Regions from separate parts of the Homo sapiens genome. Here region 1 is linked to region 2. Evidence: chromatin loops called from intact Hi-C (ENCODE). Cell type or tissue: ovary. All regions are shown on one strand. Each heading gives the region's core, and the rest is flanking DNA. Links, peaks and the distances in the headings are about the cores only. Region 1 has its middle 19 kb from the start of TMEM98. Region 2 overlaps MYO1D (myosin ID).

Region 1 (2,917 bases), core at 173-2,672, 77 kb before region 2:
ATGCCAGGGCAAAGGAAAAATCTGCATGAGGCTGCACGATCATGAGGTTGTCTTGCATAACAAATCTCTAGTTAAAGGTAATATGAAGCTTCAATGCAGAATAAACAGCACTTGCCTCAGAGAGGAATGAGGTGGAGAGGAGTCAGAAACGTGAGTCTCTGAATGTACTGGAACAATGGGCGTTAGGGGCCAGAACCCTCGTCGGTGAGAGGAGATGAAGAGGGCACGTGCCAAATCAGAAGAGAAAGAATGAAATCATGAGTTTGAGAATAACAAAAATGTGTGAAAGAATATGGCCTGGAAGATAAAAATCATGATTTAAAAATAAAATGGGAAAACAAGAAAAAGAAATCTTATGAATAAGAGTGGATTTGTTAGCCATATGCATGTTTGCTCAGAATGCTATTGTTTCAGCAGCGGGGAAAGGATTATAGGTAAATAAAATACGCAAATGCAGTTCATAATGAAAAATCCTTTGATGAACAACTGAGATAATCACTGTGAAAACTCTCTGAAAAAATACAAAATGTTCTGGAAATGCAAGGTGACATAATTATCATTCTAAGGTGCGATCATCCAGTAGAAGTTGCTGTGTGTCCTAAGAAAATTAGCTCTCGGACAGGGGCAGTGGCTCATGCCTGTAATCCCAGCACTTTGGGAAGCCAAGGTGGGCAGATCGCTTGAGCTCAGGAGTTTGAGACCAGCCTGGGCAACATGGTAAAACCCCATATCTACAAAAAAAAATACAGAAATTAGCCAGGTGTGGTGGCATGCACCTGTAGTCCCAGTTACACAGGAGGCTGAGGTGGGAGGATTGATTGAGCCCAGGAGGCGGAGGTTGCAGTGAGCTGAGAGATCATGCCACTGCACTCTAGCCTGGGTAACAGAGTGAGATCCCATCTAGAAAAAAGAACAAATGAAAGGAAGGAAGGAAGGAAGGAAGGAAGGAAGGAAGGAAGGAAGGAAGGAAGGAAGGAAGGAAGGAAGGGAAGGAAAAAAAAAAACTGGCTCTCTGAGCACTGATCATTGGTAACTAAACTTACTTCAGCTTGAGACAGCTCTCAAGAGGTAGGCTCTCCCAGGCTGGGTCTTGGAGGAGAGCGATGTATGCCAGGTTTGTGCACTAGGTACCCTGGGGAAGTTGAAAGAAGTCAGCTTGAGTCTCTGGCTGTAATACATAGAGCCAGAAAAGAGAGAGAAATAGAATAAAGGGAGCAGAGAAACAAAGGAGAAAAAGGAGATATATTTAATATTTACTGAGTGCCTACTGTGTGCCAGGAACTGGGCATATGCAATTTCATTTAGCCATCAACATAACAGTACAGAGCTTTGAACTGGCCCAGTATCATATTCGATGTTAAGAGTATCTCACACCCCTCTGCAATTTTCACTCCACACTCTCTCCCTAGGATTGCACCCATGGCCAAAACTCTCTTAATAACTTAATGAAAAGCCTTCAGCCCAGTCTTTTCTGAGCTCCAACCATTATATCTCTAACTCAACTCAGATATCTCAAATGCACCGCAAACTCTTCAACTCCAAAACGGATGACTTTAAACTCGTCCCCAAACCTGATCCTCTTCTGGTGCTTCCTGTACCAGTGACCCCTAGCCCCAAACTGTCACCCCCATATAAGTGTGCAAACTTGAAACCTAGGAGTCTTTCTTGGCACGCTATTATCTTGCATCACTGTCCCATATCCAATCCACCCAAATTCTATTTATTTTACTTCCTAAACATTTCTCAAATGCTCCACTCCCCTTTCCATCTTCCTCTCCCTGCCTAGACCAAGCTACCATCATCTCTCACCTAGACTGCTGCAGCAGCATCAGGCAGCTCCTATCTGCTCCAGCCTCCTCCTATTGGTTCTCCACGTAGAAGGCAAAAGGATCTTCTCAAAATACAAATCTGATTATGTCTCCACCTCTAATCAAAACCCACCAGATCTGAATAAACCATTTGAATGGGTTCTCATCACTCTTCAGAGAAAGACCAAAGTCCTTCACATGGCCTGCAATGTCTGGCATGATTCAGTCCCTCCCCCATTTTCACCTGGCCTTCTTCCCTGTCTGCTCTGCTCTTCAGTCACACTGGCCTGGTCTCAGTTCTTGTCCTTCTGCCAAAGGGCCTTTACATGTACAGTTTCTCATACATCCACTTCTTCACCTCTGGACTCCTACTTATCCTCCAGATAGTATATCAAAGATCCTCTTACTGGAAGCCTTCCTTGACATCTAGATAGATCAGTTTCCCTTATAATCTCTCATAAGATTCAAATTATTTTCTTACAACACTTTTAAAGTTTTCATTTTACATTTATTTAAGCAACATTTTGTTTAATGTATGTCTTTCCTCACCAGACTACAATCTCATGAGAGCAGAAATTGTGTGGCTTTTCTCTGCCCTGCATCCCCCGCACTCAGACATGCTTGTCTCTTCATCCTCTACCTTGGGACATGCAGCTTCCTTTCTGTGCTACTCCCACACACCCTGTATGCCTGACCAGCTCCTACTCGTCCTTCAAGGTGTTCCCTTCCTCTCCTCACCATTCTTGTCTATTTCTTTGACCTGTGACTGTTCCCACAGGATTTGGGTGGATTGGGGTGGATTTGGGGTGGATAAAGGAAGGTTTGGGTTTTTTCTACCCTGTTGTTTTTTTCTGCCACTACACCTAACATGTGAATATTATTATGTGCCTTTTGTTCCATAGCTCCAGCTCTCAATATTTATTTGATCTCTAGATAAGAAAGTATAAAAGCAATGGAAGGAATAACTAACAAAAAGAAAATCAATAAATTTGACTACACAAAATTTGAAACTTCTGGACATCAGAAACCATTGTAAACAAAACTAAAAAGCAAATGACAAAGCTGGGTGAAAATATATGCAATAAATATGACAAAGGGTTGTTATATTT
Region 2 (2,917 bases), core at 207-2,706:
TGAAATATACGTTAGACTTCCAGAGGTCCAGTTTCTTAACTTTATTTGTTATTGGTTCCTGTTTTGAGAATAAAGCATCTATTCAGTCTGATATCTTGGCTTCTCAGAAATTTAATTTTTCACCCTCTCTTTTCTTACTGGGTTTTGTCTTCCATAAAAGCAATCATCTGAAGCACTGTGCATGCCAAAGCTCCATGCAACTTCTCTTTTTTAATCTAACACAGTATGTCTTTTGTACCTTTGCTTAGACCTGGGATTTTCAGCCTTGTCACTATTGACATTTTAGACATTTTAGACTTTGTTGTAGGGGCTGTCCTGTGTGTCGTAGGATGTTTAGAAGCATCCCTGGCCTCTACTCACTAGATGTCAACAACTCCACTCCTCTTTCATTTATGACAACCAAAAATGTCTCTAGACATTGCCACAAGTCCCTGGGGGGGTTGTGTGTGGGTGGGTGTCTTTGTGCTCACATGCATGCAATATTATCCCTAGCTGAGAGCCACTGGCTCTTGCTGTTTTCACCCCCTGGAATGTCCTCCTTTCCTCATCTCTGCCCTCATTCCCTGCCTGCCATACTCTTACTCATCCTTCAAGACCAGATGTGAGAAATCTTTCCCAATCCCCCAAAACAGGTCAATGTCACATTCTCATGTGCTCTCAGGATACATGGACATTTATTCATAACAGAGAATTTATCATATTCATATTCCTCACCAACCTATGGAATCCTCAAAGGCAGATAGCCTGTTCAGAGGTAGATCCAGGTTTTCTGGTGCTTTGAACCTCATAATGCTTGGGGGCAACCACCTTTAAGAAAAAGAATGTAAATCATGAATGCAGAATAAAATGCAAGGCTTTGGAAGGGGAAGGTGCAAGTGAGTGGCTGTGAAGCAAACCTACCTTTAATCCTTTTGCGTTTTCTGTGATGCTACAGAATTTGCCCTTCCCCATGTTTAATACATCTTAAAATGAATTAACTGAGTACTCAAATGTTGGCTGATTGGTCTTCAACCAATGGAATTATTTCTTTTTTTTCTTTCTTTTTTTTTTTTTTTAGCAGACAATCTTCTCAAAATACTGTACTTTAATAGAACTTAACTGTGTGTTGGGGCAGTGAGTTATAGATTAGAAGAAAGGCAGGAAACAGACACACACATACTCACCACACCACCCCTGTATTCTTTCTCTGTGGCTGTTTGGTCATTTGGAAAATTTGGTGGGACAAAGGGTGTCTCTTGCTTGCCAGGGAAAAAAACCCATAGATACCCTGGGTGGTCTTCAAGTAAATGTAAACCTGCCATTGGTTCAGGGCTCTAGTTAGAAATAGCTCTAGTTAGATTTATAGGAGAGGTGAATGGCACACTAAATCTTTTTGGCTTCCATGTGAAATTCTTTGGCAACCTCTTTTGAAGGCCTTTGGAAAAGGACAGTTTGCTCTCTGCCTGTTTTGTACATTGGCTTCATATTGGGACAAAAATGGGAATTTGGGTTTTGGAGCTGCCATTTGGAGTGAATCACCCTGCCGCCTGGTTTCCTTTCCTACTCCGTGACAGATTTCCGAGACTATTTTTATTCAGGGTCATTTCTTGACCCTGGAGACTTCTGCTGAATTTAGTTCCCAAATAGAGCCAGATGTGGGTGGAATCAAGCACTTAGAAGTTGCTACTGGTTCATTTCATTGCAGGTTCTGATGGGATCTACTTTTCTTTTTTCTTTTTTTTAGACGAGGTCTCACTCTGTCACCCAGGCTGGAGTGCAATGGCACAATCATGATTCACTGCAGCCTTGACTTCCCCAGCTCAAGCAACCCTCCTACTTCAGCCTCCTGAGTAGCTGGGACTACAGGCGCACACCACCAAGCCTGGCTAATTTTTTTTTTTTATTTGGGAACTACTTTTACATTAAAGAGATACACTTTGGCTTTTTGCTTAACTTTGAGACAAAAATGTTGAATCTGATATAGCTAGAAATGTGTTTATTTAGTGATCTCCATATTAGCTCTATGTGGAGAGCTGTTCGTTGACATTCTCACCTAAGTGTGAGTCAGCTAAGCAAAATGGACACTATCTCTAGGAGTGACCTCATTTAATGATAATTCTCTAGTACCCATTTGTGGTGCTGCCACTGGAACTGGTTTGGGTCATTGTATTATTGCCCAGCCACTGCTAAGTCGGGGAACTTTACTGTCAGCAGTGGCTCCAGCTCCGCTGGGTAGATTACCTGTTCATGAGCCTCACCGACATGGCCTATAAAAATGCCAACTATATTCATAATGGGGTCAGAGGGTAACAGCATTTTAAAATATGCATTGTATGTCTCTCCTTTATCATTTATTAGATGCCTTGATTTGGATGACAGTTTTATTTCCTGTAGGAAGCAGGCTTCTTTCAGTTCAACTGCAATGTAATTACTGGCTAGATCTCTTTTTTTTTTTGAGACAGGGCCTCGCTCTGTTGCCCAGGCTGGAGTGCGGTAGTGCGATCTTGGCTCACTGCATCCTCTGCATCCCAGGTTCAAGCGATTCTCATGCCTCAGCCTCCCTAGTGGCTGGGATTACAGGCACGTACCACCACTCCCAGCTAATTTTTTTTTTTTTTTGTATTTTTAGTAGAGATGGGGTTTTGCTATGTTGGTCAGGCTGGTCTCAAACTCCTGAGCTCAAGTGATCCGCCCGCCTCAGCCTCCCAAAGTTTTGAGATTACAGGCATGAGCCACCGAACCCAGCCAAGATCTCTTGAATAGAACAATGTTTTCCAAACTTTAGTTTTGAGCATTTGTGGGAAAAGAGAATCAAAAGTATGCTTCCAATAGGGAATCATGGAAAGAGCACAGGCTCTGAGACGTAAATGACCAAGTTCAAATCTCAGCTTCAGCTGAGCATACTTCTCTTACCATAGGCTTCCCTAAGCCTCATTTC

Evidence for each region. Hi-C counts contacts between places; a loop is a spot of excess contacts. Peaks named below come from ENCODE experiments on the same cell type or tissue, not always from the same donor. Only the 100,000 strongest peaks of a DNase experiment are listed, where the experiment ranks them.
Region 1: it touches region 2 in a loop (4-fold over the local background); 8 of 110 quality-filtered maps call a loop at or near these places.

The regions. Positions count from the first base shown.
Region 1 is chr17:32,946,092-32,949,008 of GRCh38, reverse strand. No RefSeq gene overlaps it. Among named protein-coding and RNA genes, the nearest start is that of TMEM98, 19 kb to the right of the region's middle. In ovary, for the core only: no CTCF peak of the experiment used is centred there; no DNase peak of the experiment used is centred there.
Region 2 is chr17:32,868,736-32,871,652 of GRCh38, reverse strand. The region is part of intron 1 of MYO1D (myosin ID); the gene reads left to right. Among named protein-coding and RNA genes, the nearest start is that of MYO1D-DT, 6.7 kb to the left of the region's middle. In ovary, for the core only: no CTCF peak of the experiment used is centred there; a DNase peak (open chromatin) is centred at 1,555; H3K27ac peaks cover 702 bases.